3 separate regions of the Homo sapiens genome follow, and regions 1 and 3 are each linked to region 2. A link is a loop called in an ENCODE intact Hi-C map of the cell type or tissue named here. Cell type or tissue: PC-9. All regions are shown on one strand. Links, peaks and the distances in the headings refer to the core of each region. The heading gives the core; the rest is flanking DNA.

The links. Peaks named below come from ENCODE experiments on the same cell type or tissue, not always from the same donor. Only the 100,000 strongest peaks of a DNase experiment are listed, where the experiment ranks them.
Region 1: it touches region 2 in a loop (2.2-fold over the local background); 8 of 110 quality-filtered maps call a loop at or near these places.
Region 3: a loop joins it to region 2, with 7 times the contacts of the local background. A loop is called at or near these places in 2 of 110 quality-filtered maps.

Annotation. Positions count from the first base shown.
Region 1 is chr18:44,820,926-44,831,632 of GRCh38, forward strand. The region is part of intron 2 of SETBP1 (SET binding protein 1); the gene reads left to right. Among named protein-coding and RNA genes, the nearest start is that of MIR4319, 140 kb to the right of the region's middle. RefSeq lists an enhancer at 4,595-6,999. In PC-9, for the core only: no CTCF peak of the experiment used is centred there; a DNase peak (open chromatin) is centred at 5,756; H3K27ac peaks cover 1,174 bases.
Region 2 is chr18:44,890,302-44,901,008 of GRCh38, forward strand. The region is part of intron 3 of SETBP1 (SET binding protein 1); the gene reads left to right. Among named protein-coding and RNA genes, the nearest start is that of MIR4319, 75 kb to the right of the region's middle. RefSeq lists a silencer at 3,783-4,077. In PC-9, for the core only: a CTCF peak has its summit at 5,334 (motif pointing left); a DNase peak (open chromatin) is centred at 5,320.
Region 3 is chr18:44,336,468-44,347,174 of GRCh38, forward strand. The region is part of intron 2 of LINC01478 (long intergenic non-protein coding RNA 1478); the gene reads right to left. It overlaps LOC124904291 (a long non-coding RNA gene), which reads left to right and starts at 4,868. Exons shown (of 2, transcript XR_007066348.1): 1 at 4,868-5,052; 2 at 5,256-6,563. RefSeq lists an enhancer at 4,658-5,857. In PC-9, for the core only: no CTCF peak of the experiment used is centred there; DNase peaks (open chromatin) are centred at 5,514, 5,884 and 6,684; H3K4me3 peaks cover 606 bases; H3K27ac peaks cover 3,111 bases.

The DNA of each region.
Region 1 (10,707 bases), core at 3,549-8,548, 69 kb before region 2:
TTGGTAGCTTGGGAGCCATCAAAGTAACATTTCCTTTCATTGAAGTAAGAGGATTACAGTTCCTTATTGGCAGGTAAGGATCTTGCTCCCCACAGGATATCCAAAGAAATATATTGCTTCCCACAAAGATGTATTGACTCTGGAAACAGCATGGGTTAGTGGAAAGCAGTCTAGGTTGGGGGTAGGAAGACCTGTGTTCCAGACCTCTCTTGCTGAGTGGCCTCAGGCATAATCTCTTTGTGCCACTGTTGTTTTCATACGTGAAATCAGGACGTTAACTCCTTCTCTGCCCACCTTCCAGCAAAGGCATTGCTTAACAGGCCCTACTGGCTCCCTGTCCTCTACAGAATTAAATCCAAACTCTGGAAGGTGGAATTGAGGCTCTTGCTGGTGCGTCTCTTTCCTTTTGCATCTGTCATTATGGTCACATCAGTCTCCTGGATTTCCTCAGACATTCTTTGTCTTTCTGTGTCCCTATACATCCTTGCGGGGCCCTACCTCTGCCTCAAATGCTCTTTCAGAATTGGCTTGTCCAGAGACTTTCTAAACTTAAATGGCACTTTCTCCCCTGTGCAGAATGGTCACTACCTCACCCATGGCTGGACCCATGCCTCTTTAGGCATCCTTCTAACAGAGTATTAATTCCATTTTATTGTCTTGTTTATGTACCTTTCTTCTCCCCCTGGTTTCTCAAAGACTTTATATACCCCTGCCTATCCCCTGTTCCTGACACACAGCTGAGTGTTAAATAAGTGCTTGTATTGTAGTTGAATGTATCAACATAGACTGATTCCTTAATATCTGTTATTGCAGCGGGAAAGAAAGACTCATGGGTGGAAGCTACAAAGAAGCAGGTTTCAGTTGAGTATTCAAAAGAATTTCCTCAGAATCAGAGCTGTTTAGCAAGGACCTGGGTCTCCTTGGTGTACCTGGGGACTTGTGTGCTGTCCGTAGCTAGGAACGCCTGCTGTCAAGAGCTGTACCCCACATCTGTGACAGCACAGCCCCTCTTGTGTGGTGCTGCTGGAGCAGGAAGGCAGAAGGGGCTGGGGTTCTCTGAAGCCATTATTTAAAGGATATTCCTCTCTACTGATTAAATTCTCACTTGTCTCTCCCTTTATTTCTTTGATTTCCTGCTAGTGTTCAATCAGCATTTGTTGACTGAGTGACTCTGTTTATTTGTACAACAGTGACTTTTGTTCTGCAGAATGGAATAATCCAGTCTGGAACACGAATTCCATGTCTGATTTAGGGAGAATGTTTGCTGTCTTCATTTGTAGCTCTTTAGTTTGACCAAGCACTCCCATTTTGAGAAGAAAGTTATTGAAGGTCAGTGTGGTCTATCCCTAAGTCCTTCATCATCAGCAGTCCAGGCAGTATTTGGGAAGTTAGAAGTTTCTGAGAGTGACCATGTCTTATCCCCTTCTTTATTTTTCATACCATCTAGTGGTGTCTTGCACATAAATATTCATCAGTTTAAATTTGCCTTCTAAAATTATTGATAGTTGACATTTAACCACTGACTGGCAAATAAGATCCAATCAAAATGTCATGGAGTAAAGGGTGTTTAAATTCTTTAGCTGTTCATCCCAAAATTTCCTTTAGAAATTAACCACCTGCCATAGGGAAGATGCGTAGATGATTAGGTTAGAAGTTAGATTGCAACTCTTTGCAGCTCGTTCTGCTAACCCTATTCACCAATTAGCCTCACTCTTCAACTGCCTCCGCTAAAGATACTGAACTGAAACTTGCTCCCTATGGCAGCTACATGGAGAAGCTATGGTTTTGACAGGTAGCATATGACAATGGCTATTCCACTATTGAAAACCTGGGCCTCTGACTTAGGTGCCCCCAATCTCACCTCCCCACTAGTACACATATACATGTAGTTGAAAGTCAACAATTACAGTTGTTTTCAATGGAGTATAGAAATAAGAGAGAATTGGCTGGGCACGGTGGCTCACACCTGTACTTTGGGAGGCCGAGGTGGGCGGATCACCAGAGGGTCAGGAGTTTGAGACCAGCCTGGCCAACATGGGGAAACCCCATCTCTACAAAAAATACATGTGGTGGTGTTAGCCTGTAATCCCAGCTACTCAGGAGGCTGAGGCAGGAGAATCACTTGAACTCAGGTGGTGGAGGTTGCAGTGAACCTAGATCATGCTGCTGCACTCCAGGCTAGGCGATAGAGTGAGACTTCTCCAAAAAAAAGGAATAAGAGAGAATTTATCTTTGCCTAGCTCTTCATGTCTTATTAATTAAAATAGACTACTGCTTACACAAAATATCCAGCAGAGTCAAAATCTTAGAGTGGATACTGGTTACTTGCAAGCTTTTAGCATTTAACAGAATAAAAAGAAATAGATATCCCTGGATTTGTTTTCTTACAGGTGATACTAGTGAAAAAGATCCATGCTTTCATCCATCTGAAGGAAAATACCAAATGAAACAAAAACCAATGATAGCTTCTCCCTCTCTGCTCTAACAATAAGCAGTTATATTTTCAGAAAGCAAATAAATGATTCAGCAGGAAATAGGTGGCATTTATTTCTTATGCCTAGCTCTATCATTTGGTGCTGAAAACACTTGCTCTGTGATGAGGACTCACTTCTATTCAGGCTTACGAGCTGCTGACTTAGGGACTCCCACATACCGGGAGAAAAATATTCTAGAACAGGACTTATGCTCAGGTCAAGGAAGTTCAAACCTCGATGCAGAGCAGACCCCTTGTTTATGAGACCTGGGGCTTTTGTGCAATAAAGAAATAGAAATAATCTTTATTAGCTAAAGTGGCAAAGCAGTAGAAAGGGGGATGATATATATAGGAGAGCCAAAGATCTGTGAGATCAGTCCCCTTGATTCACAAATAAGAAATGATTTTACTCCTTTCATTCCCACCCTCATTGTTCTGCTTAGTTGTGGTAAGTTCTTGAGGTGAGCAGTGAGGTTAAAACCATTTGGTTATGGGATTAGTTGAATTTAAGAGAAAACAATAGTTGGTGAATCCTTCATGTATGAGCACTTTGGCTTCATACCAACCATGGCAGTAATCCCAGGTGGCTGTGAGGATGACTGTTCAGTGTCTTGACAGGAGACATTACTCATTCTCACCCTAACCTCCATTCAAACTTCTTTTCACTCCTGCCCAAATCTTAAGACCAGTTACCTTGACTTGAGAAGTGGCTGCCTGTGTGTGTGTGCATGCATATGCATCTGTGTTATGTGTCTGTGTTTGGTGGGGGTAGGGCAGGGGCATAAATCTTAAGGCTGCAGCTCTCTTCTGCTGCTTCTCTGCAAAGTTCAACCATCCTTCAGAGCTCATCTCAAGCTACCCTTCCTTGAGCCCACCCAACAGTGCACCCTGCCTCTGAGAGTTCGGTGGTGCCCATCTAGTCTCTAGCACTCTACCCTGATACCTGCTTATTTACTGCACATAACATGGGATCTATATAGGGTTTTGTATGATTCACTTGGGTTATTGAATGTGGCATATGTGTATATCTCACTCGATTCTATTCTCTCTGTGGTAAGGGTCCACATTAAAATTTATTCATAATTTTAACAATATCACCTCACTAACCCAGTTCTTGCATAAAGTAAATGCTCCAAAGGTATTTGCTGATGGATTTCCTGATTGCGCCTCTATATTTCTGACGGTGTAACATAACACTGCCAGAGGTGTGTATCTTTCATTTTAAAAGACCCATTAATATTCAACATTAGCAGAATAATTTTCTAAATGACAAGTTACAACCTTTTGGCTGTCTCCTCTTTTTCTTTTCCCCAGGGAATTGCCCTTTTAATGCAATTGAAAAAAAGAAGGGGATGGGAAGAGAAGGAAAATGGAGGGCAGAAGAAAGAGAGCAATAGGAAGGGAAGGAAGTGGTGATTGCCTAGGGAAGCAGATGAAGAAAGGGAGTGGGTCATCGTAGCAAGTAGGTAAGGGAGGGAAATCCTGAAGCAGGAAGATAAAGGAGCAAAGTCTTGGTCTTGCTGCAGCCATGGCGACTGCTCCTCTCCTGCTCTTACTTGGAGTAGCTGCTTCCCACCTCTGCTCCCGGTAGAGTGGAGTGCAGATTCTCCTGCACATTATTCACCTAAACATATAGAGTTACTTTTTTCACTTCTGCTTAGGAACTTGCTGTATCTTATTCTGCTCTATCCCCACCTGGGGGCATTAAGGTTAATGTTTCAAGTTATGGTGCTAGACTTGGAGTTAGACTGGGATAGATCTTAGAGTTATGTCTTGCCTGTTTCCAAGGGAATTTCAGAGGTTTACAAGTGTAATAAAAATTCAGCAATTAGGGGGAAAGCAAAGCAGAGATTATCTAAAAGGACTGGGAGCTACCTGGCTCCTTCAAGGCTCTGATCTTTTACATGGAGGACTGATGTGGGCTGTGTTTGCTGGAAGCCAGAAAGAGAAGGGATCCATCTTATATGACAGTTTTTGTTTAACCGAGAGCACAGGTTTATCTATCAGAATATTTTTTCATCCAGTGAAAAAGGCACACAATTTTTCTAAAAGTATCTTTAAAAAAGAATTGTCTCTTATATAGTAGATAATATTTTTTAAGAGCAGTTTTAAAAAAGACAAAGGCTTTCAAACTGCCCCTCTTGAAATGTAAAGGATATAATGTTAAATTGGATATCCAAGAAAACATTTATAAAGTAAAATTAGATAATGTGGTTTATCAACATTGGGACAATCTTCACCTGACCTTTGTATTCCAAGATAGTTTTGATGAGAAAGGAGAAAAGTAGTTTTATGGATGATGCAGATTTCTTGATGCAGAATTAATGGATAGTACAAATAAAAATACTAGAATAATAATAATGTCCTTGTCTTTGCCGGGAGCTCTTCATTCAGTCTTTCTTTTATTTCTCAAAGTTTACTGTAGCAGCAGAGTAGTGCGGAATAAGTATGGTCCTTGGTATTACAAGACCTGAGTTCAGTTCCCAACACTGTCACCTACTAACTGTGTGATACAGGATAAGGGAACTAATCTCTCTACACCTCGATTTTCTCATCTGCTAATAAAGAGTGACTAGTACCTTGATGTTTCAAGAGTTAAATGCATAAGCAAACGACTTGCATAATACCTGGAATTTAGTAGGTTCTCAATAAATATTAGATGAATCTTTTTGTAACTAAATGTGATTGAAAATGTCATGTCGTCTCTCAAGGAAGGTCAACAGAGGCCAATAGAGTTCAAAGGAAAGTTCTAGTGTAATGATTTTCATTGGTTCAAAATATACTTGGTCCTTTGGAGGTTCACTGTGGTTGCCTTTCTCATTCATTGGGGCAAAGAAATGGGTGGCAAAGAGGTATGGAAAGACCCTCTTGCCCTTTCACCCCTTTTTCGCCTCTCCTGCCTCTCTCCACCTCCGTCAGTCCCTGGCCCTCGCACAAAAGCTCATTGCATTCAGCTCTTTGGTGGCTTTGTACCTGTTGGGTCTGCCCCCATCTAGGGCCCCTTTTTGGCCTTTCTTTTTTTCTCTCTCAAAAGACCCCAAGGGGGTTCCAGGGCCCAGTGGCTGGGCTCCCAGGTTGCCTCACAGAGAAGGTGTTGTTCAGCAGAAAGGCATGTGGAGTCCCAGGGTGAGAGAGTTGGGGGCATTATCAATCATGAGCTGCTAAAAGCCAGGAGAGAGACGGGAGAGCTAGCAAGAGCAGGGAGGACTGAATTGAAGTGGAGGATTTTTTTTTTCCTGTTCCTGTTGTTGTCGTTGTTGAAGGGAGCGTTCTTGGACATCTGCCCAGACACATGCTGAGTTAAAGAAGCAGCAGGATAAATTCTTAAAGAATGAATTGGGAGAGGGGAAGGAGCTGCGGGTGGGGAGGAGTAGTGAAAAGGAACCAAGGAATGATTCCAACCCCCAAACAAAGGAGGCCCCTGCAGACCAGACCAGCCTCAGCCTGGCCCTTCTGTGGTTCAAACATTGGTTTGTTTAGCACATAATCCAGGAACACCAAGGATCCTTAATAGCTGCTTTGGGCCCACAAAAGGGCCACAGAGGGAAACTACAGTTTCTTGAGCTTTCTTCTTTATATCCAATGCAGGCTAAGAATGCCATGGGAGAGCTTCTCTCCCTCACTTGATTGGCCCCAGAAATGCTTACTGAAGTACCTCAGTTCATGATGCAATCAGTGTGGTAGCATAAGCATAGGGCTCACTAGTGGTGATGACATGTTCTATTTGATGACAAATGTCTTTTTCTTTTTAAAGAAAAGAAACTTGTAAAAAAATGCTCTCCTAGATTCTATGGTAGGAAATCAGGGAGCTTCTAATTAAGGAACTTCCCAATATAGTTTCCGAAAGAAAAATAAGCAAAACAAAAACAAAAGCTTGTGACGATGGTGGGACAGTTGGATTCTAACTGCATCCCCTTCCTCACTAGACTAGAATTGCCCATAGACGTGTCATTAGAGACACGCTTGTGTTATTCAGTTCATTCTCTTTGCTCTAAATTTCTTAATAGAAATTATATTGATTGTTGTTCTTAGACTTTGGAATAGGTCGGTTCTGAATATTGAGCTGACATGTCAGACAGCCCCCATGATAGCTCATTCACTCATTTCTTCATTGCAACATATACATCTTCACTATCAAATGTATATCATTGACGGTCTTTTGTGGTTTGCCCCTATGCTAGGGTTTGGGAAGATGCAGGTATATTGGGCCTTAGCCTTATCAATCAAACCATGGAGGACTGGCATTTTCAGCTAGAGTTAACAAACCTTATTCTTCTTGGGTGAGGAAGTTCATACCAAAAGAGAAACTGCATACTTTATAGAAACATTAGGCGATCAAAGCATTATAGTCAAAATATAGTCTCTGAAAATGGCACAGGTTTAGTATTGTACACTCTGCACGTGCCACATTTGTTGACCCTGTTAAGCCTTCAACCAGCTCTGCCATGGGTACCCACACTTTCCCTGTAGTTCCCTAGGTGGGAAATGAAGAAAAGTAAGAAAAGCAAAATATGGCCAACCAGTGCCTATTCAAGCCTAGTCATGCTCAGAACCTTTTATTGATGATCTGAAATTAAGAAAGGTGGTAACACTGCTGTCCAAAGCAAGAGAGATTAAGAGACTAGCTTTTCAAAACACAAACTTGACTTTATTATACATTCACATAAATGTATTCACTTCTCAAAGTGTTCTTCTCGTGACACTATGCACTTAATATTGCCATTGTTCAAACTATGATTGAAATGTCCCTTTGTTGTCTTCAAGTCACTGGTTTAAAAAAAAAAGATCAGCACAGTGGTCTCTAATTTATGTAGCTGATTGTTCTTGACAGGGCCCCAGGGATCTCCAGTTAGGAAGTTCCGTTATGTTGAAATGCGGTGAAACAGGTTATCCATGGCCTTGTCACATGGCAATGAAAACAAAGGGACTCAGGATCTGTGAGCTGCCACATGTGCTGTCTTGACAGCTCTGGCAATGGTTCTTGAACCATCAGTCATTATTCAATGTAGTAGATGAAAATTCAGATACTACTGAACTTGATGTCTCTTTGAATATGGTGATTTCAGGGGCAGCTGAGGGAATGAGATATTTTTTATCTATTCCAATCTGTTTTAAATTATTTTGAAAATTATTTCTTGAACATTGACTGTTTTTCCTATCCTGTATAATATGAAGGGTCGTACAGAAAGGGGGTGGATGATGGAAGGAGAGACAAAAAGAGAAGAAGCTTCTGCTGACTTGTGCTTTGTATCTACAGGGCTGCTGTGGAGGAAATTGTGTTCCCTTCCACCCAAATGTAGACAATGAAGCCCTAACTCCCAATGTGACTGTATTCAGAGTGAAAAAGTAATTGCGGTTAAGTAAGGTTATAAGGGTGGAACCCTGAGCTGATAGGATTAGTGCATTTATTAGAAGAGACACTACAGAACTCATTTGCTTTCTCTCCACCATGTGAGGACACAGGGAGAAGGCAGCTGTCTGCAAGCTAGGAAAAGAGCTCTCAGCAGACACTACACCCTGCTATAATCTTGATCTTGGACTTTCCAGCCTTTAAAACTAGGAGAAAATAAATTTCTGTTGTTTTAGCCACCCAGTCTGTGGTATTTTGTTAAGTAGCTCATGCTAAGACAAGACATTTTTCTGGTTACATCTACCAGATAAATGGAAAAGAGTGAAAAACAGTGAAAGTTTCCTTCCCAATTCCCTAAGGTCAATCTCCATTTAATGGTGGGAGTGACTTAGAGTGAAGAGAAATGGTTCCCACTACAAGCCCTGTTTGGGTCCATGTGGGTTTTCTGAATCCGCAGATTAGACGTTAAAGTGTTATTATAAACTTGGTTGTTGGTGTACCTTCTTGTTTCTCAAGATTGCAAGCTCAGAACATCGTATACATGTTACTGATCTGCCCTATTGCATTGACGCCTGTGAATAATTTTTTTTGGTCAAGTATAATTCTATTGAAAAGACGAAATTTTGCTGATAAAGTGTATCTAAACTGAGTTTATTTAGACTTGTAAGTCAGCTGAACAACGGAAAATACTTAAATGTTTTTTGAAAAAATAAACTGCTTAAGATGAATAAAAATTAGTAAAATGAAATCCTGAGTCTAGTTATATCCTGGTTTCCATCAAGAAGAAGGCCGACCATGATCAGTTCTGTTTCGGCAACATGACATTTTTAATCTCAACTCATCATTAGGCACCTACTGTGTGTCTGCTATTTTGCTCATAAAAAATGTGGGAAAGGAACCTTATAGTAGAAATTAGTGGTCTGGTGCAAATAAGATTTCTAAAAATCAAATCAGGATGAAATTCTATAACGGAGGGGCAAAGCGGTCAGTTGATTGAGTCCTTGTCTTTAATCTCTTTGATGTGGCACAGTCCCACTTATAAAATTTGGCCATGCTCAAGGCCAGATTGTTGTCAAAGTATATTTTGCATGTCTCAGATCCTTCTACGTATCCACATTATTTACCATTGCCTAACCCTTCTTGTCAGGGGGAAAATGAGACTTGATGGGTTCTAAATAACTTAATGTGAATCAGTATAAAATAGTATTCTTGAGGTCTTTTTCTCATGAAGGAGAGAACACACTATGATATAATGTCATACTTTCCAAATGGTTTACACAGAGGCACTCATTCCTCTGCATGTTAGTAAAAATTATATTGTAAAAAATTTAAGTAGGTAAATAAGTTTGGGGAAAAAAACTAAATAATTGGGTTCTTGATGGTAGAACTTATTGGAATCTTTAATAGTGTACTAATCTTCATTGAGAATCCACAAAAGGGAGAAGAGGGGAGGTGATGTAATCCACACAGCATTTTCCAAACTAATTTGACCATGGGACGTTTATTTTGACCCAAAGTCAGAAAGGACCAGCATTTTACTGAACACAGTCTCTTTGGGAAGTGCTGCTGCAGTTTAAAAACTAAATTCTTGTGCAAAACAGTGACCTTATGTAAGGTGGTATTTTACTCAACCATACAATTTGAGGACTGGCCTAGAAGATCTCAAAGGCTCTTTCCAGAATGTAATTTTACACATCTTTTATTATAAAATCTTGGCAGCATCTCTAAAGGGAGAATTTCAGGCTAAGGGAAGATGTGTAGGGGAGATGTTTGGAAGTCCTCTAATTGCACTGAGGAGTTTCCTGTCTCTTTTTTGCCTATACGAAGGGTGTTTCTGCTTATTTGATTGTGCAGTGCAAACTTTTGGGATTTGATCAGATGGAAGCTGGGTGGGACAGCTCTCAGAGAGCAGAGTTACTAGGGATACTGTTCTGCTTCCTTGGCCAGAATACAATTTTATTCTCATCCTCTGTAAACAGTGAATACAGGAAAACCACACACAAGTTTTAAACATTCTGTTGCACGAAGACTGAAGGTTACTGTATACTATTTGGGGGAGGGGAGGGGTAGAAACCCTATACATTGAGAATTTGAATTGATTCCAAAAGTCTGGATTCACAAAACAGTACATTGTGTTTTCTCCAGTTTGAAGTGTTTCCTTGGTTTCATGACTGCCTTATAGAGGGAGTGGATCATTCCACAAAGCATTGGGAGGATGGGGAATATGTATCATTTGGAGAAACTTAAATTCAATTTTCTGCTCAGTGACTTCCCAGAGTGCTGAAGGCCTTGTATAGAGCTGTCTTTTCTTTTCTGTTTTTATTCGCAATCCTCTTTTTTAAAAAAGGACAAATAAGCACAGTTGTAAACTTTGTAAATCCAGTAGAGGCCTGTTTGTGAACATTGCCTATGATGAACCGTTCTTATGTTGGCCTCAACTGATGTGGAGTAGTGTAGCATAGACAGTGAGCTCAGTTTGACTTGTTTTCATGGATTATTTTAGACATAATACTTTCCCTAGAGATTCCCAGAGATTTTTCTACCACTATCCTGTATAAAACCAGACATGTGATTAAGGGATATCTAAGGTTAGCAAGTTTCAGAATTTCCCCTCCAAAGGTCCATCTCTTCCATGAGGTTTATTCCTAACTCTTGAAAACATTGCTGACCTTTTCTTCCTTTGGGTTAGATACCATTATGACTTTCAATGATCTTGCCAAAGTTTGACATTTAATTACATTAGACTCAGATATTCATGATTTTCAAACATAAGACTAACAATGAAAATACTATGTTCTGACTCCATCTCTTACTAGCTGTGTGAACTTGGACAAATAGTTAAGAGCCAAATGACTCAGAATCCTCATTTATAATTAAAAAATAA
Region 2 (10,707 bases), core at 3,079-8,078:
TCGCCAAATCTTTATGTGAAAAGCAGGACAAGAACGACATTGTGAAACATAAAGGGGCTGTTAGTTCTGTATAACAGTAGATTCTTTTGTGTCCTGGGTTTTTCTCCATCTGAGAGATTGTCCTATTTCTCTTCACCTGATTAGGAAACTCTAGCAGATGGGGAAGGCTCTTCCATGGGAATCTTTTTAGAGGTCAAAGATGGAGTATTTGGAGATGTTTGTATAGATCCTATGGACACGATATATCATCAAGTTATTATTAAAACAAATATGCCCATTTCCTCTATTTAATTTTGAGGATCCCTCAAAATAGCCTCAGCCTACACCTGGAAGAAGGAAAATAAGAAGGTGACCTGTGGACTATAATTTTTTCACCTAGTCTTACACTTGAGAGTGCTTTGTTGCTTAAAAAGTAATTTCCTAATGATTTTTGCATTTTATTTTTGAATAAAACCTGCAACCTCATGAAGGCAGTTACTGTCATTCAAGTTTTTTAACTCTAAGGAACTGAGGATGGAGAGATTAAATGAATTGCCCAAGCTCACAGTGTTAGTAAGTGACCAAACTGGATTGGAATTTACATGGATCTTCTGATTCCAAGTCTAGGGTTCTTGGCAAACACTAAATGCTAAAACATTTGACAAGGAAGGGGTATTAGTCTGTTTCCATTCTACTGATAAAGACATACTGAAGACTGGGCAATATACAAAAGAAAGAAAGTTTTAATGGATTTACAGTTCCACGTGGCTGAGGAGGCCTCACAATTATGGCAGAAGGAGCAAGTCACATCTTACATGGATAGCAGCAGATAAAGAGAGATAGCTTGTGCAGAGAAACTCTCCCTAATAGAACCATCAGATCTTGTAAGACTTATTACTATCACAACACCAGCATGAGAAAGGCCTGCCTCCATGATTCAATTACCTCCCACCAGGTCCCTCCCACAACACGTGAGAATTCAAAATGAGATTTGGGTGGGGACACAGCCAAACCATATCAGAGGGGCACATCAATACAAAATGAAATGAAACAGAAGCACTCATATATTTGATCATCTAGGTTTGATCTACATTTTATTATACACATTCAGTCAGCAAACATTATTAAGTACCTATTGCTTGTAAGGCACTGCAGTGCTTAGATTTTACCTCTGAATATAGGACAGAGGTGGATTATATTGGGCCTCATTATAAGCCAACCTTGGCATGAGTGAAAGTCTTATAATGGGGCTTTGCACCAGCCACAGCTTCTAAAGTCATCATGGGTGAGTCTGTTCCACAAAAGTGAGCCAAGACTACTGTAACTATGCTGTTAACTCAGGCTGCAAATGTTCTATTCCTGAAAAAAAAATGTATTTGAGGCCTGCATGATCTCAACTGGCTGTAAATACCTTTCAGATTTCCTGGGTTATTGCTTAGTCTTCTACTGTTCCTTTCCGTCTTTATCTGACCAATTCAGAGTCCTGCTTCACAAATGCCAAACCATTTTAGTTTCTGTATAATGGAGGCATTTTTTTCCTCTTTAGGTCACATGTCTTTCACAGAGATTTTTGTCATAGATGTCTTGAAATAGGAACTGTAAAAGACATTATTTTTGAACGTTTGAACATTGCTTTTTATTTTCTCAAAGGAGTTTGCACATGATCAACAGATATATTCATCAAACCCACCTACGAGATGAGAAACCCAGACTCAAAAGTTGAGGGGAGGAGAAGTGCTCTACTTTGAGAAGAAACAACAGAAATTAAGCTCAAATGTCTTATAAAATGAATCCTGAATAATCCTTTTACATTCAAACATTTTGACAGTTTTTGGGCATGAGAGGAGGAGTGAGGAGTTTATTTGGAGCCTAAATTATCTCCAAATTGTTTGTTTGCTATTAAAGGGCTGAAAGAGAAGTAAGCAAAACAAAAATAAAATTCCACTGGCTCTCCACTATGGATGAGAAGTTGCACAAAGGCCTAGCTGTTTCGTTGGTGGAGAGCTACATGGCTGCCCAAGTTTTGCAATAGAACTTAGAGAATGGCCTTATATGGGAATTAAGGATGGGAAGCAAAATGTGTTTTTGAGGACTTAAACAGACACTCCAGGTGGTGCAGACAGGTGCAGACAGCATTGACATAATGTCACCTGCATATGTACATGGCTTAGGCCTTTTAAAGCCCATTTACCTGTGCTATTGTGTTGAATTTTAGCTCTAAAATAGGTTGTGATTTGATCTTGTTACCAATTCAAAAAATCAGTTAGGCATACCTAGTAGGTCATCTTGTCTCTGCTTGAAAGTTTCCAGTGATGGAGAGCTTTCTGTTGGCCAGGTAATGTATTTTGTGGCTGGACAGCTTTTATTGTTTGGAAATTATTCTGTGTATAGAGTTCAAATATATTTTATTGAAACTTCTATCTACTGGTTTTATTGTAACTGCTACATAATAATTTTTCTTCCTCATCCACACAATAACTTCAACCATTTGAAAGCAGTTATCAGAACTCCCTTAAATCTTCACATCTCCAAGCTAAACACCTCTCATTTTCTCAACCAAGCCTTTATTAATATGGTCTTCATCTCCTCCTAGCTCTGTTCACCTTCTCCTAGAATAGATTTCTGGCATCTCCATGACCCTAAGCAATCAAATCTTCTGGTAGCTCCATGACTTTAATAACAGTATATTAAATGTTTCCTGACCAATATAGGGTGATTGTTAGCAGCCTCTATTGAGATTTTTTATTTCAATTACTGCCATCTAGGATTATGATGACTATTTTAGCAACCATTGTTAGCTCAAAAAAAGCTTGTGGTCAAATGACATTAACAGTCCCTTTTCCATAACAACTGTGACTCATTTCTCCTCATTTAATTCCTTCTCATCTTCTTAAGAACGAGCAACCTACATGAAAAGTTTCAAGGGTTAGAACAGATCCTGTCACCTCAATTTAAAGTAGTACTAGATAACATTTACTGGCCACTGACTAAAGGCCAGTCATTAGAACTGTTCTGAGTAATTTTCCTACAATAACTCACTAAATGCTCATAATAACCCTTGGGGGTAGGTTCTATGAATGCTCCATTTGAAAGATGTGCAAATGGAAGCGTGGAGATGTTTGGTAACTTGCTTAAATTCACACAATTTGTAACTGAGAGAGGTGAGATGCAAACACAGGCTCTTCAGCCCATACCCTTCACCCTGCTTTCTAGCTGGTGCACATAGTTAGTAGTCAACAGGAATTGAACCTCGGTCTCCTGGCTGATAGATCAATGTTCTCTCCTCACCCCGGTGTGGCCTTCCTGAAGTGGTAACAAGTCTTTCATTTTTGAACTTTATATAAGCTGTTTTGTTTTGCTTTTATACAAACTGAGATTCATGACCCATTATGAATTCAATTTAGGGGGTCAATATAAGCAAGAGAAAGGAAAAAAGAAAAGAGGGAGGGAGAGAGAGAAATATCAAAAGACATCATACAGAGTAAGTGCAAATTTTGTTTCTTTAAACTCTTATTTTAACATGTGTAAAATGCACACAAAAATACCTATTTGTGTGTGTGTGTACAGAATATGATGAAAAGTGTATCTCTTATCTCTCTCATACGGTCAAAACAGTTTGAGAGTTGCTGCCTATCTATTGTATATACCAAACTTTGTCCATTTCTTTATGCTAAGGTTAAACAGGGATTGGAGGGGACACTTTAGTTTTAAAACTCCACTCTTGATCTGCAGCCAGTAAGAGCACAACTTGCAACTAAGCAGAAAGTTCAAGCAAAGAACCTTAGAGTGAAAAGAGATGACTGAGGGCTGAAATAAAAAACAAAAAGCTATTCCAATTTCATTTGAGTTTCCATTCAGCAGCCTCATAGATTCCTAACTCATCACCTCAAGCAGGTCACTTCCCCTCTCTCCAAGTTGTTCGCCAGAACCAGCCAAAGAATGCAGGAAATGGTACTCTCTTTTTCTGAGTGAATCTTGGCAAAATGACTTCAATTTAGCCAGCAGTGCAGGAAGCGATTGTAAATATAAATTTGTTTTATATGCTCCTCCCAAAGGAGACTTGCAGTTTGCCTCCCTAGTAAACAGGGATGTGTATTCCTGATCATCTTACTTGGATCATTTTTTTTTTCACCCTTCTATGTAGCAATGTCCTTAATTGAGGTAGTAATATTGGGCTTGTTGGATTGTCATGAAGTTTAATTTGAATGTTAAAGGACCCCCTTGGTGCTCAGATAAAAATCATTATATAAGGAGGAAAAGAAAATTATGTTGACTAATTATAGGTATATAGAATTCCCATTCATTATGTCCACAATGATATGTATCTGAATATGATATGTTGTAGACTGAAAATAGTAACTCTCCCTGGTTATTTCCACAGTCACTTTAGGCACTTGGGAAAATGCATTCTCCCATTTTATTCAATTAAAGTATGTGTAGGAATGAGGCAAGTACAGTACAAAAATCTCCAGGAATCAACAAAGGACCACCAAGAGAATTTAAATGGATTTCAGCCATTGTAAACAGAAGACAATTTAAGTCCAATTCACTGTTGAAAACTTAATTGAGGCTGGGCACCGTGGCTGCTTTGGGAGGCTGACTCAGGAGGATTGCTCAAGGCCAGGAGTTCAAAAGCAGCCTGAGCAACATAGCGAGACCCTATCTCTGCAAAACTTAAAAAAAAAAAAAAGTAGCCAGTCACATGTGCCTGTAGTCCCAGCTACTAGGGAGGCTGAGGTGGGAGGATCACTTGAGCCCAGGAATTCAAGGTTGCAGTGAGGTATGATCATGCCACTGCACTCCAGCCTGGGCAACAGAGGAAAATCCTGTCTCAGAAAAGAAAAAGCAAATGAAAGCAGAGAAAGAAAGGAGAAGAGGGAAGGGAAGGGAAGAGGAGGGGAGGGGATGGGAGGGGAGGGGAGGGGAGGGAAGAAAGGGAGGGGGAGGGAGAGAGGAAGGGAGGGGGAGGGAGGGAGGAAGGAAGGGGGGAGGGAGGGGGAGGGAAGGAGGGAGGGAGGAAGGGGGGAGAGAGGGAGTGAAGGAAGGAAGGAAGGAAGGGTGGGTTTGAAAAACCATGAGTTCACATCAAATACTCAAGTTATTGAGAATTGGGAAAATCTAAGAGCTGTAGAGAGTACTATGCATTTTGAACCCATTTTCCCTGAGTGTGTGTCCTCAAATATAATTGTGTAGTCAAGTGGTATTCAGTCTTCTCTGTTGAGTGATTATGGTTGAGTTAGAAAATGGCAGTGACCTTTGACAGCAGAAGTGAAATGGCTGCTGAACGTACCATAGCAAGTTGTTGGAGCAGGAAGTTGGACTCACAGAGAAGTGCTCTTTCCATTACCCCATGCTGCCTCCCAGTGGGAAGGTGGCAATGGTGTTAGGATGTAATCTCATAAGTTACTATCTTTTCTTCCCACTGGACAGGTGGCTCAGAATTTTAGGATGACTTATTAACTTAACAATGTTGGGTTTAGCATGCAATTTGAGAACTAAATGACTTCTCTTCAGGAAAAATTAAATATTTTGTTTTATTTATTTCAACCAAAGAAAAAAAATGACACTTTTTTTGCATTATGAGCTATTTATTAACATCGAGAGGCAAATCTGAAAACCTTCTTAAAGGGGATTTGATGTAACAGTGAAATGGCAAAGTAAAAATCATTTCCCCATGCCCGCATGCTCACCCCACCCTCCTTACACACACTCCCTGATAGGAGCATGATCACTCCCTCAGTGAAAATGTTGGAGAGGAATCTAGAGCCACAGCAGCGCTTCCTGGGTATTGCATACCTGTAACATTTGATCCTCTTAACTTTGCCGGTTGTCAGTTACTTCATTGCCTACCCCTGACAGGTGGGCTGAAAGGGGTGGTATTGGGAGATGATTAGGGGCAGTGTCTCAGCACACAATCTTTGAATTGGTATTGGAAAGTGGCTTGGAGGTCCACTGTTCTAACTTCCCATATCATAAAGGACTCTCTGACAAAAGGACATTCTGTCTCGTCTTAAATTTCCAGCAGCTTCTCTATTTCTGAACATTTTTGATTTTCAGAAAACATTTTATATTTTGCGGAAATCTATTTCCCAGCTACTTTCATCATTAGTCTCTTCCTGGAATTATGCATATTGTACAAGTCTAATTATTCTTCTGTGCCTTGGCCCTTGATGTATTTGAAGACAGACATCATCCCTGACCCTCCCCACTCTACATCCAAGTTTTTTTGTTTTGTTTTGTTTGTTGGATTTTTTCCGGCTGGAGTGCAGTGGTGCCATCTCGGCTCACTACAACCTCTGCCTCCTGGGTTCAAGCAATTCTGCCTCAGCCTCCTGAGTAGCTGGGACTACAGGTGCACACCACCACATCCAAGTAATTTTTGTATTTTTAGTAGAGATGGGGTTTCACCACGTTGGTCAGGATGATCTCGGCCTCCCAAAGTGCTGGGATTACAGGTGTGAGCCACCACACCCAGCCCTACATCCAAATTTTGACTCTTCAGGCTAAATATCCTCATTTTTCCTCCTATGATATCTTTCTTCTTTGATAACCACCATTATTTGTGTTTCTGTTTATCTTCTCCAGTTTGTCAATGTCCTTCTTACTCTGTACTCTTTGATTACAGATATTTAAGCAGCCATCAATCCACCCAACTGTACCATCACACACACACACAGGGTTCTATCAAAACTGCAAGGGTTGATCGGAAATGTTTACCCAGCTGTCGCCCAGAGTGTATTGACTCACTCCTGTTGAGACTTTGCTTCGCTTCTGGTGGGGCAGCTGTGCACTCCTCACTTTTGATTTTCTGCCTTGTTGCAGAAAAGCACGATAGAGGTTAAGATTGCATTTGCGCTCCAGAGTTGCTGAATCTCTCTGCTTTTAAGTTCTGCGGGGTCCTTTGGGGGCCATTTGAAACCCAAATTGGTGAGGTGTGGCCCACAGTCTGTGGCCACATAACTCACTTGGGCTGCTTCCCTATCCCACGCTGTCAGCTGAAGCTTCGGGGCATCCCTATGTTTGAGAAAAAACAATCTGGACCTTCTGTATATTAGAAAGGGTGAGGATCTGAAGCTTTTGTGAAGACAATATGGTGCTTCTATTGATCCATGTGAGTCGAACATATGGAGGCTCTGCAAAAAAAAAATAAAGTCTGCCCTATTTAGCGACCCGGGCTGATGAGAAGGTGTGTTACAAATTCGTATTCCTCCCAGCATGTGGTCTGGGACACATCGGGCTCATTTTACTGATGAGTTCCTCGAATCAAGCAGGGGCCATCATCTTTTACCAGTTTATAGCATTAATTGAGTTGTGTGGGAAACACTGCAGGTGCGTCTGTGAGAGGAGAGAAAATTAGGAAATGCTGTTCCAGCTCTCAGAGAATAGGTAAATAGAAAAGAGTGAGCAGCCGTGTAACTGGCAGCATATGAACAAGAGCAGCTGTGCAGGGGCAAAACGAGGCCATCTTTTTAGATGGAGGAAGACAGCTCTAGTGCTAATGGGGGAAGACAATCTGAGCTTTGGGCTGTTCTCTTGGTTATGGTGACCACATTCATCAAGCCAGAAATACAGACCTGTGGTGTGATAGAGGATTTTTAGTGCACTTCTGGGAGTGTTGAGTTGGTAAACCTTGGTTACTGAAGTATTGAGACTTCCAGTATATGAGAGTGTTCAGTAGAGACAGTAAATCAGAATACTGGAAGTATCAGCTGTCCTAAAAAGGTAGGTGTGTATGGTAATTGTTGTGATAGTGCCCAGACTTCTGAGGAATGGAAACCCTGACTCTAAACTCACTCAGGGCTCTTTGCTTGTAACTCAGCATACCTTTCCATAGAGAGATGCCTGTTTCATTGTTCCTCCACATTCTTTCTGGATCCCACAGCAGTGACCCATATTGATCAAAGGTCTTTTTAGCCACACCACTACTTGATTCTATATATTTATAACTCATGACCTTTAAATTGAGTTACACTATTAAGCACCAATGGGTTTCCTGGAAGTAATATATTTATACAGTGAATGTACATTGAGGATGTGAATGGCTAGCCACGTCTCAATTTATGGTACATAGGAGAATCACTTGGGAAAATTTAAATATAGATAGAGAGATATAGATGGATAGACAAATTTTCTGTCTCCAACTTCTAATTTAGCGTGGCTAGAATGGAAGCCACCTAGAAAGTTAGAATTTTAATAAGCCCTGCAGGTAAATCTGATGGAGGGCTTCCAGATGTGTATTTTCAAATGCTAGCTGGAAGACAATTCTCTCAAGGGGCCCCAATTTCCTGAGTTTGGGGAAGGAAGCCAGGAAGGCTGCCTCCAGGATTTTCTCTCCCTTCTCCCAGTCTTCATGAAAGGGCTTCGAGTTCTACTGTACAGTCTTGCCAAGCAGAGTTTGGAGCAGAGTAAATTCCTTTTAGGATTAGAGGATTAGGAAGCTGAAAGGTGATTCAAATTCTTGATTAAACAGAAAGAAGGAAACAGGAGGGGACACACCCGAGCACCCACATCACTCCAATGTGTTTTCTCTGTAATTAAAGGAAGTGATTGTAAAATATTTGAGAGGATTAAATGCTCAGAGAATATAGTGATCAAATAACATGAGATGCTGCATTCTTTAAAATGATCTCTGGCTTGGCTTTCCATGTGTTTTTTAACTGCTGTCACTTATACCTCAACACTGAGGGATTGCCCAAATGGAAATACTCTCTGCTAAGTTTGGAAAACAGCCCTGGGTCTCATATCGGGAGATACTGGGTTCTAGTCTGGGGTCCTCCATGAATTTTTAAGTGACAGTGAGATAAGGTATAATGTTTTTATTGCTCGTTTTTTGTTCCTTTTGTAGAGTTAAAACAATAATTCCTTCAATGTCTTTCTATGCTTTTGCCTTTATTAATATCCACTACTCCACCAATGATGTGTTGAAAAGCCATTTTAAATATTCTCTAGAACAAATGATATTCTCTAAATATTCTCTAGAACAAAGGAAGTAAATTTTTAAATAAATAGTCACATTTGTCGAGTAATTTCCAGACACCAAACTTTTTTGGGGAATAGAGAGAGGCATTCCTCCCCAAAGGAGATCATAACCGGGGATTGCAAGGGGTCCTGGTGATTTAACAAGAAAGGAAGGCAATTCTGTCTCCAAAATAAAACTGCAATAGTTCCTCAGGCCAGTGCATGTTGGCCATGCTGTATGGTCAGCCATGTAGGAGAGAGCTCCAAGCCTTGGGACCATACAGCTCAGGACTGGACTCACCACTCAGCTCAGGACTGGCTTCATGGGCATTCCACGCTGGCAGTAATGAAGGGCCCACACTTAGAAGATCTCACACTTGGTTTAGTGCTTGGTTTTTGCTATCTGAAATTCTTAATCTTTGAACAAGGGGCCTCACAACTTTATTATGCATTGATCTCCACAAACTATGTAGCTGGTCCTGACTCAGATTCTATGTGCCCTTGGACAAATTACTCATCCCTCTAAGGTAGAAGAGACCCAAAATTCATTTATATGATTGTGATGACAAAATACAAAAATATATATTAAATGCTTTTTAAGTATAAGATATTTAATAAATATTATGATTAAAGGAAAGGAGAAAGACTAGAGCTGAAATTGGCCAACTTTTTCTATAATAGGCTGAACAGTAAATATTTTAGGCTTTGCAAGCCATACAGTTGCTGTTGCAATGACACAACCCTGCCACTGTAGCTTGAAAGCAGTCATAGATCATGCAATAATGAATGGGTGCATCTGTGTTGCAATAAAACTTTATTTAAAAAACAGGTGATACAATTTGCCAACCCCTGGACTAGAAGGTAGCAAAGCCAAAGAGAAAGAAAGCTGAGATGAATAGATCAGTGGTTTCAAAGTGTGATCTTAGGACAACAGCATCATTAGTACCTGTTAGAAATGCAGGTTCTCAGGTCTTCCCCCTGACTTGCTATCTCAGAGGTTCTGGGGTTGGGCCCCAGCAATCTGTGTTTAACACATCCTGCCAGTGATTCTGATGCATGGCCCAAGTTTGGGAACCACTGCTCTTAAAGAAATTCAAGAATGTCAAACTAAATTGGAGAACAAACTTAAGAAGAATCCATCAATTGACTGTTGATCATTATAGTGATCTTTATGCTGCCTTATAGTTGTGAACACACCTCAAAGCTTTTCTGCTTTTCTCTCCATTAATCCTCATAACCAGCCTGTGTTTCATAAGAAAATAGTCTTACAGAAAATTATTTGAGTGATTTATTTTCTCTGTTCTCCCAAGGATGATACATAGCTAGTACCTTTCTAGATTCATAGGAGAAAAATTCGTTCACAATGAATGCCACAGAACATTAGTTTGCAAAGTGTGCCCCCCAGACCAGCAGCATCAGCATCCTCTGGGGACTTGTTGGAAAGGCAAATTCTCAGGCTGTACTGATTACTCTGGGGATTGGTCCCAGTACTGTTTTAACCAGCCCTCCCGGTGATTCTGAGCACACACTAGTTGGAGAACCGCTGGGTAAGGGAACTAAGGCCTCCCAACTCTGCTTGAGAAGGGCTGCCACAACCACCAGTGAAGGAAATGGGTTGAGTAATTGCCCAAGGGCACTTGGCTGGTACCAGGAAGGGTGTGGATTTGAGTCCAAGCCTTCCAATTCTAAGCCCAGGGACTTTTATACTCTGCCAAATAATACTAGAAACAAATAAAATCTCCTGTCTCCCCCGACCTTTTTAATTTAACA
Region 3 (10,707 bases), core at 2,594-7,593, 550 kb before region 2:
ATTTGGTATGATACTAGCTGTGCATCTGTCATAAATGGCTTTTATTATGTTGAGGTATATGTCTTCTTCAATACCCAGTGTTTTGAGGGGTTTTATCATAAAGGGATATTGAATTTTATCAAATGTTTTCTCAGCATCAATTAAAATGATCATATTGTTTTGTCTTTCATTATGTTGATATGACGTATCACATTGATTGATTTGCATATGTTGACCCAAACTTTATCCCTGGGATAAATCCCACATGGTCATAATGAATGATCTTTTTAATGTGTTGTCAAATTTATTTTGTGGGCATTTTGTTGGAGATTTTGCATCATTATTCATCAGGGACATTGGCCTGTAGTATTTTTTTATGTGTCTGTGGTTTTGATATCAGATTAATACTGGCCTCATAGAATGAGTTTGGAAGTGTTTCTATCTCTTCTGGTTTTTGGAGTAGTTTTTGGGATTAGTTATTTAAATGTTTGGTAAGATTCAGCATTGAAGCTCTTGGATCCCAGGCTTTTCTTTGTTGAGAGATTTTATTATAGAATCAATCTCATTACTTGTTATTGGTCTATTCAGGTTTTGGGTTTCTTCATGGTTCAATCTTGGTAGGTTGCATATGTCTAGAAAATCATCCATTTCTTCTTAATTTTTCATTATATTGTCATATAGTTGCTCATAGTAGCCACTAATGATTTTCTGAATTTCTTTAGTATCAGTTTTAGTGTTTCCTTTTTCATCAATAATTATGTTTATTTGGGTCTCTTCTTGTTTTTTTAGTTAATCTGGCTAAAGGTTTGTTAATGTTGTCTATCTTTTTAGAAAACTAACTTTTTATTTCATTGTTTTTTGTATTTTCATATCAATTTTATTTATGCTCTGATATTATTTACTAATTATTGATTTGGTTTGTTTTTGCTTTTCCAGTTATTTAAGATGCATTGTTAGGTTATTTATTTGAAGTTATTTTACTTTTTTGATGTAGGCACTTATAGATATAAACTTTGCTCTTAGTACTGCCCTCACTGTATCTCATAGGTTTGGATATGTTTTGTTTCCATTATCATTTGTTTCAAGAAACTTTTCAATTTTATTTTTAATTTCTTCGTTGACCCACTGGTCATTTAGGGGCATATTGTTTAATTTGCATGTGTTTGTGTAGTTTCAAAAATTCCTCATTATCAATTTCTAGTCTTACTGCACTGTAACCAGAGAATATGATTGATGTTATTTCAATTTTTTGAATTTAAGACATGTTTTGTGTACTAACATGTGGTCTTTTTTTGAGAATGAACCACATGCTGAAGAGAAGAATGTGTGTTCTGCAGTCACAAAATAAAATGTTTGTCAAGATCTATTAGGTTCATTTGATCTATAATGCAGATTAAGTCTGATGTTTCTTTGTTGATTTTTTAAATTGGAAATCTGTCCAATGCTGAAAGTGATGTGTTGTCATCTCCAGCTATTATTATATTGGGGCCTATCTCTCCCTTTATCTCTAATAATATGTGTTTTCTATATATGGGAGCTACATTGTTGGGTGCATATATATTTACTATTGTTATATCCACTTGCTGAATCGACCCCTTTATCATTATATAGTAACTTTCTTTGTCTCTTTTTATAGTTTTTTACTTGAATCTATTATTTCTTATATAAGTATAGCTACTCTGTCTCTTTTTTGATTTTCATTGTTATGGAATATCTCTTCCCATCTCTTTATTTTCAGTCTGTGTGTGTCTTTATAGATCAAGTGTGTTTCTTGTAGGCAACAGATCACTGGGTCTTCTTTTTTAATCCATTCTGCCATTTTATATCTTTTGATCAGAGAAATTAGTTCATTTACATTCAACTTTATTATTGATAAGTGAGAACTCTTAATCCTGCCATTAAAAGAAAATAACCATTTTCTTCTGGTAATTTTGTGGTCTTCTCTTCCTTCTTTCCTTCCTTCTTTTCAATGAAGGTGATTTTCTCTGGTGGTATGATTTGATTTCTTACTTTTTATTTTTTGTGTATCTGTTGTAGGGTTTTTAATTTGACATTACCATGAGGTTTGCAAATACTATCTTATATCCTACTATTTTAAACTGAAGACAACACATATTGCATAAACAAATGAACAAACAAGCAAAAAAAAACTAATAAAAACTCTACACTTTATCTCTCCCCTTTTTAATTTTGGCTGTTTCTCTTATATCTTATTATGCTGTCTATGCTTGAAAAGTTGTTGTAGTTATTATTTTGCTTGGTTAATCTTTTAGTTTTTCTACTTAAGAGTAGTTTACACACTAAAATTACAGTGTTATAATATTCTGTTTTCCTGAGTACTTACTATTTACAGTGAACTTTATACTTTCAGATAATTTCTTATTGCTCATTAATGTTCTTTACTTTTTGATTGAAGAACTCCTTTTAGTGTTTCTCATAGGACAAGTCTGGTGTTGATAAAATACCTCAGATTTTGTTTGTCAGGAAGTCTTTATTTCTCCTTCATGATTGAAGGATATTTTTGCCAGATACATTCTGTGTTAAGAGATGTTTCCCTCAGCAAGTTAAATATGTCATGCCACTCTTGCCTGGCCTTTAAACTTTCCAGACATATTGCAGCTCCTTTGTGAGTTATTTGTTTCTTTCATTTTGTTGCTTTTAGAATCCTTCTTTATCCTTGACCTTTGGGAGTTTGATTATTAAATGTCTTGAGGTAGTCTTCTTTGAGTTAAATCTGCTTAGTGTTCTATAAACTTCTTGTGCTTGAATGTTAATATATTTTCTTCAGTTTGGGAAGTTCTCTGTTATCTCTTTGAAAAAACTTTCTACCCCTATCTCTTTCTCTACCCCTTCCCATAATGGGTTAACCCATAAATTGTTAAGGCCAATAACTCTAAGATTTGATCTTTTGAGAGAATTTTCTAGATCTTGTAAGTGTGCTATATTCTTATTTTTTTTAATCTCCTCTGACTGTGTATTTTCAAATACCCTCTCTTCAAGGTCACTAATTATTTATTCTGCTTAATCAATTCTGCCAATAAGGGATTCTGATGCCTTCAGTATGTCAGTTGCATTTTACAACTCCAGAATTTTTGCTTGATTCTTTTTAATGATTTCAATCTCTTTGTTAAATATATCTAATTGAATTATGAATTCCTTTTCTGTGTTATCTTAATTTTTTTTGTCTTTTTTAAAAATCTCAATAGTTTGGGGGAACATGTGGTGTTTGGTTACATGGATAATTTCTTTATGGTGGTTTCTGAGATTTTGGTGCACCTATTACCCAAGCAGTGTACACTGTACTAAATGTGTAGTCTTTTAACCTTTCCCCCTCCACTCTTCCCCCCGAGTCCCCAGAGTTCATTTTATAATTCTTATACCTTTGTGTCCTCATAACTTAGCTCTCATTCACAAGTGAGAACACACAATGTTGGTTTTCTATTTTTAAGTTACCTCACTTAGAATAATGGTCTCCAACTCCATCCAGATTGCTGCAAATGTCATTATCTCATTCTTTTTTATGGTTGAGTAGTATTCCATGGTGTGTGTGTGTGTGTGTGTGTGTGTATCATATTTTCTTTATCCACTTGTTGATTGATAGGCATTTGGGCTGGTTTCATATTTTTACAATTGTGAATTGTGCCACTATAAACATGCATATGCAAGTGTCTTTTTTATATAATGACTTATTTTCCTCTGGGTAGATATCCAGTAGTGAAATTGCTGGATCAAATGGTAGATCTACTTTTAGTTCTTTAAGAAGTCTCCATACTGTTTTCCATATTGGTTGTGCTAGTTCACATTCCCACCAGCAGTGTAAAAGCATTCCCTTTTCTCCACATCCATGCCAACATCTATTATTTTTTAATTTTTTGATTATGGCCATTCTTACAGGAGTAAGGTGATATCTCATTGTGGTTTTGATTTGTACTTCCCTGATAAAGAGTGATGTTAAGCATTTCCCATATACTTTTTGGTGATTTGTATATCTTCTTTTGAGAGTATCTATTCATGTCCTTATCCCAATTTTTGATGGGATTATTTGGGTTTTTTTGCTGACTTGTTTGAGTTCCTTGTAGATTCTGGTAATTAGTCCTTTTTTAATGCATAGTTTGTGAAAATTCTCTCCCACTCTGTGGGTTGTTTATTTTCTCTGCTTGTTATTTCTTTTGCTGTGCAGAAGCTTTTTAGTTTAATTAACTCCCATCTATTTATCTTTGTTGCATTTGTTTTTGGGTTCTTCGTCATAAACTCTTTGCCTAAGCCAATGTCTAGAAGAGTTTTTCTGATATCTTCTAGAAATTTTATGTTTTCAGGTCTTAGGTTTAAGTCTTTGATCCATCTTGAGTTGATTTTTGTATAAGGTGAGACATAAGGATCCAATTTTATTCTTCCACACGTGGCTTGCCAGTTATCTCAGCATCATTTGTTGAATAGGGGGGCCTTTTCCCAGTTTATGTTTTTTTTGTTTGTTTGTTTTGTTGTTGTTTTTTTTTTTTTTTTTTTGCTCTTTTGAAGATCAGTTGACTGCGAGTATTCAAATAGCATATCAAAAAAATTATCCACCATGATCAAGTGGGTTTCATACCAGAAATGCAGGCATGGTTTAACATATGCAAGTCAATAAATGTGATACACCACATAAACAGAATTAAAAACAAAAATCATATGATTACCTCAATAGAGCTGCATAAAAAGCATTTGACAAAATCCAGCATCGTTTTATGATTAAAACCTTCTGTAAAATCGGCATAGAAGGGACATACTTTAAGGTAATAAAGCCATCTATGATAAACTCATAGTCAACATTATACTTAGTGGGGAAAAGTTGAAAGTGACAGAAACAGAAACTCTTGTTCTCTTCCTTTAATTTCTCCCAAACAAACAGAGTCTCTCTCTATCTGCTGAGCTGCCTGAAGCTAGACATAAACACCTCTGTGGCCACTACCACTGAGACTGCACTGGGTCAGAACTGAAGCCAACACAGCACTTGGTCTCACCCAAAGCCCAGTGTAACCACTACCTGGCTACTGCTTCTGTTTGCTCAAGGCCCTAGGACTCTATAATCAGCAGGTAACAAAACCAACCAGGCTTGTCTTTTTCATCAGGTTAGTGAGTTTCCTCAGTCCCCGGGTGGGTCCACAGGTACTGTCTGGAAGCCAGGGACTGGAATCAAAGATCTTAGAAATCTGCCTGGTGTTCTATTGTATTGAGGCTAAGGTGTCACTCAAACCATGAGATAATATTTTTCCTACTCTTCCCTCCCTTTTCCCCAGGCAGAGGAGCCTTTCCTCGTGGCCACCACCACCAGAGACTCAAGAGAGGTACTACCAGGCTATCACAGATATTCACTTAAAGACCACAAGGGCTCTTCAGTCAGCCTGTGGTGAAGCCATCAGGCCTGCGACTCACCCTTCAGGGCAATGGGTTCCCCTTTGGCCCAGAACATGTTGAGAAATGCCACCCAAGAGCCAAGGCCTAGAATCAGGGAAGTCAATAGCCCTCTTTGTGCTCTACCCAATGTGGCCAAGCTGGTGCCTGAAGCCAGCATATCTCAGAGACTCACCCAAGGCCCATGACTAACTATGTAGGTATTGCTGCTGGTTCTTCAAGGCCCAAGGGCATTTTTGTCAGCAGGTGATTAATCCTGCCAGACTGGCTTCTTTCCTTAAGGTAGCAAGTTCTCATCTGGTCTAGGGTATGTCTAGATATGTTGTTCAGGAGCTAGGGCCTGGAATGGGGGACTCATGACTCTTCCCAGTGCCCTATCCTAATATGACTGACCTGGTAACCAAGATGCAAGACAAAGTCCCCCTTACTCTTCTTTCCCTCCTCCTCTCCTCAAGTAAAATAAAGGAGTCATTTTTGTTGCTGCAAGCTGTGCTGCCTGGGTTTGTCGAGGGAGAGGCACAAGCATTCCCTTAGTCACCCTGGCTGATGTCCCATATCCACTAGCTCTGAGCCCAGTATGCTGCTAGGACTTTTTAGAAATTGCAAGTCCTTGTAGCCTAGACTGCATTTCAAGCGTATTTAGGACCCCAGAGCCCCTTAGCCCTCATGGGCAAGGCTTCCCAAAACTCAAATTCAACCACTGGGATGGCTAACTCCCCTCTGGCTAAAGCTGGTCTAAACGATCCCCCCTCCATGTGTAGGCATCAGCTGAGTTTAGCCATGTTTTCCTTTCTGCTGTGACAGAGCAGCACTTCATTCACCACACTCTCCCTCACCCAAACACATAGATTCTCCTTGCCACATGGCCACTGTTGGGAGTATGGAAGAAGGGTGGCATCAGTAATTTAAGGCTGTTTTCCCTACCCTCTTCAGTGCCTCTTTTAGTGATATGAAGTTAAAACCAGGTATTGTGATACCTCACATAATTTTTCATTCTTGTGTATGTGCTTTTTTGTGTAGATGTTATATTGGTGTTCCTATGGGAGGGATGATCAATGAAGGCTTCTATTAGGCCATCTTGCTCTGTCCTCTCCATCTAGATATGTTTAGATACACAGATATTTAACATTGTGTTAAAATTGCATACACTATAAACTCCACTTAAAACTGATTAAAGTCTCATTCTTGTCAAATAAATAAATAAATAAATAAATAAAATTGCCTACACTGGTCAGTGCAGCAACATGCTATACAGGTTTGTGGCCTGGGAGCAATCGGCTATGTTATATAGCCTAAGTATGTGGTAGGCTGTACCATCTCAGTTTACGTAAAGTACACTCTATAATGTTTGCACAGCAATGAAATCACCTAACAATGTATTCCTTAAAGTGTATCCCTGTCATTAAGCAATACACAATTGTACACTTGTGTTTTTTGAAGACATCCCACTTTTGCTTTAGTAATATTTGCACATCTTTTCTGAAAGTTAAGTTGGCACTTATTATAATCCTCATTTTGTAAATGAAAAAAAAATGAGAGCCAGAGCATTTTTAGGTTTTGTCTATGGCCACATAGTTAGCAGGTTCTGAGAATCCAAGTGTTTTGACTCTTGGCTAAAAGTGCTTTCTGGCTCCAAACTTTATTTTTCAAATTTAGTAAAAACAAACTAGAAAGTAGTGAGATAAATGTGACATAATCATTCAAGAAGTCAGTGATGAAAGCCCTTAGGCTTTCAAAAAATAACAGAAAGAAATACACAGAGAGAAACCCCCTACAGAGCCAGTTCTTATTGAAATCCACAGAAGGAGCATTATCTCCATTCCCCCTACTCCCAATTTCAGACTCTTCCCTCTTCCTAGCCTGCAGACACACCAGTATGAAACACTCTTCTTCTTCTGCCAAAATTTGGAATGAAAGAGACTGTAGTTCCTCTCTAGGGCAAGACAACTCCAAAATGAGTGTGGTTATCTTGTTGTCTCTAAAAGCCAAGAGATATGCAAAGTGTGGGGTAATGTCAGAAGGACATACAAATTGACTTTTAGGGAAGCTTACTGGCCAAAAATAGGGGCCAAACATAACTATCTAAATAGTAATAACTTCAATGAATTGAAACACATCAAAACATTAAAAATACATGTGTTCATGATCTTTTAAAAATTCTCATCAAAGTTGGGGTTTTCACAGGAACTAACTCATTATTCTGAAAATTGGAAAATATCATGTATTTACTCTGCGTGGATTGTATTTCAGTGAAACCAGAAAGAGAATAATAAAAAGTTATTCTTTGTAGTATAAATACAGCTTATAAATGAAGTAAGATTGTTATATAATTTTTTTCCTAATGAAATAATAGCTGGAGGCATGGCTTACACCTGTAATTCCAGCCAGTTGGGAAGCAGAAGTGAAAGGATCACTTGAGACTATGAGTTTGAGACCAGCCTGGGCAAAAGAAAGACCCTACCTCAACAAAAATAGAAAGAAAATAAAGAAACAGTGGATCTAGGTATTAGTCATGAATGGCTGTTTAACCCTTCAGATGAAAGCTAATTGGGACCTTCATTTAAAAATGAATTCCACTTTCATCATTGAAATCTACTGTTACTAAAGGTAGGAAAAGAAAATATTTCATTTCTTTTGATATAATGCAATATGAAGCATACAGTACCATCTCTGCCTTGCTCTTGCTGGAGTAAAAAAATAATAATAATAAGCTTTTATCTTGCTAAGGCTTTAGATCCAACTGCCAGTTTTCAGGAAAAAATGAAGCTTAGAAAAACATGTTAAATGATAACCACAAAGAGTTAGCCAAATACAATGTGGGAAATTCTATATGACAAATGACCCAGATTTTTGAATAACTAACTGGCATTTGGAAGAAAACGATACAGAATACAGGGTCAGTTTTAGCTTGTTAAAAGTTAAAAAGACTTTAGGGGGATATTAAACAATAATGCATAAAATTTGTTTGGAACCTGATTTAAACAGATATTTCTGTGAAAATTAAGGAAAATTTAAAACAGACTTGTATTAAGTGATTTAAAGATATTTCTAAATGACCTTTATTGTATTGGTTTTGATAAGATATTGAAGTTGTGATTTAAAAAATATCTTTGTCTGTTACAGATATACACTAAGTGTTTGGTTAGATGGTGCATGGAGAAACACAGTATTAAAATGTATCCAACATTCCTCTGTTGCCAGTGTCACAGATGACCCCAATCTTTGCCATTATAAATAACATTTTAATATCTACATATACACCTACAGCATTTGTACTTTTTAAAATTACTCTCTTAGAAGGTATGCTCAGATGTGGGAACCACAGCAAAAGGTATAAAAATGTATTTATAAGTTTCTTTTTTTAATTTTTAATTTTATGGGTATATGGTAAGTATATATATGTATAGGATACATGATATAGTCATACAGTGTGTACTAATTACATCAGGGTAAATGGGTTATCCATTGGCTCAAGCATTTATCTTTTGTGTTACAAATAGTCAAATTATACTTTTTTTGTTACTTTTAAATGTACAGTACATTATTGTTGATTGTAGTCATCATGTTGTGCTATAAAATACTAGATCTTATTCATTATATCAAACTGTATTTTTGTACATATTAATCATCACCACATGCCCCCCACACAGACGCTACCCCTCCTAGCCTCTGCTGACCATCATTCTACTCTTTCTTTATCCATGAGTTCAATTGTTTTAATTTTTATCTCCTATGAGTAGGTGAGAACATGAAATGTTTATCTTTCTGTACCTGGCTTATTTTACTTAACATAATGTCCTCCAGTTCCATCCATGTTGTTGCAAATTACAGGATCTCATTATTTTCTATGGATTGATAATACTCCATTGTATATTTGTACCACATTTTCTTTATTTGGCAGTTGAACACTTAAGTTTATTTCATATCTTGACTATTATGAATATTGCTGAACATAAATATGGGAGTGCAGATATCTTTTTGATATACTGATTTCCTAACATTTGGATATATATCTAGTAGTAGGATTGCTGGATTATATGGGAGTTCAATTTTTAGTTTTTTTTAAAAATCTCCATATTTTTCTCCATAGTAGTTGCACAAATTTACATTTCCATCAACAGCGTATGAGGGTTGTCTTTTATCCACATCCTTGCCAGCATTCATTATTGCTCACCTTTTGGATAAAAACTATTTTAACTGGGGTGAGATGACACCTCATTATAGTTTTAATTTGCATTTTTCTGATGATCAATAATGTTGAGCACCTTTTCATATACTTGTTTGCCATTTTTATATCTTCTTTTGAGAAATAGCTATTCAGATCTTTTGCCCATTTCTAAAATCAGATTATTAGGTTTTTTTGTATCGAGTAGTTTGAGCTCCTTACATATTTTATAATTAATCCCTTGTCAGATGGATAGTTTGCAAATATTATCTCCAATCCTGTGAGTTGTCTCTTCACTTAATTGAATATTTCCTTTGCTGTGCAGAAGCATTGTAACTTGATATTAATCTTTTTATCTATTTTTGCTTTGGTTGGCTGTGCTTTTGAGGTATTACTCAAGAAATCTTTGCTCAGAACAGTGTCTTGGAGAATATTTCCAATGTTCGTTTTTAGTAGTTTTATATTTCCAGGTTTTAGATTTAATGAATTTTGATTTGATTTTTGCATATGGTGAGAAATAGGGGTCTAGTATCATTATTTTGCATATGAAAATTCAGTTTTTCTATCACCTTTTATTGAAGAGAATGTTCTTTCCCCAATGTATGTTCTTGGCACCTTTATAAAAAATGAGTTCACTATATATGTTATAGATTTATTTCTTAGTTCTCTATTCTGTTTTATTGGTCTATGTGCCTGTTTTTATTCCAGTACCATGATGTTTTGATTACTACAGCTGTATAATATTATTTGAAGTCAGGTAATGTGATACCTGAAGTTTTCTTTTTGTTGTTGTTTTTGTGGCTTTGGCTGTTTTGGGTCTTTCGTGATTCCATATATAACTTAGGATTTTTTTTTATTTCAATGAACACTGTCATTGGTATTTTATTGTATTTTTTATAATTACTTTATAAAGTTATATTTCAAATCAGATAAAGAGTTACAAACAAAAAGAAATTTGTGCTTTCTATTTACCTATATAGTTATGTTTACCAGTGTTCCTTATTTCTTCATGGGGTTTCAAGTTCAGTCTATTGACCTTTCATTTTAGCCCAAAAGACTTCCTTGAGTAGTTTTTGAAGAGCAAATTTGCTACTAATGAATTACCTCAGTTTTTGTGTTTATTTGAAAATGTCTTGATTTCTCCCTCGTTTTCAAAGAATACTTTTGCTGAG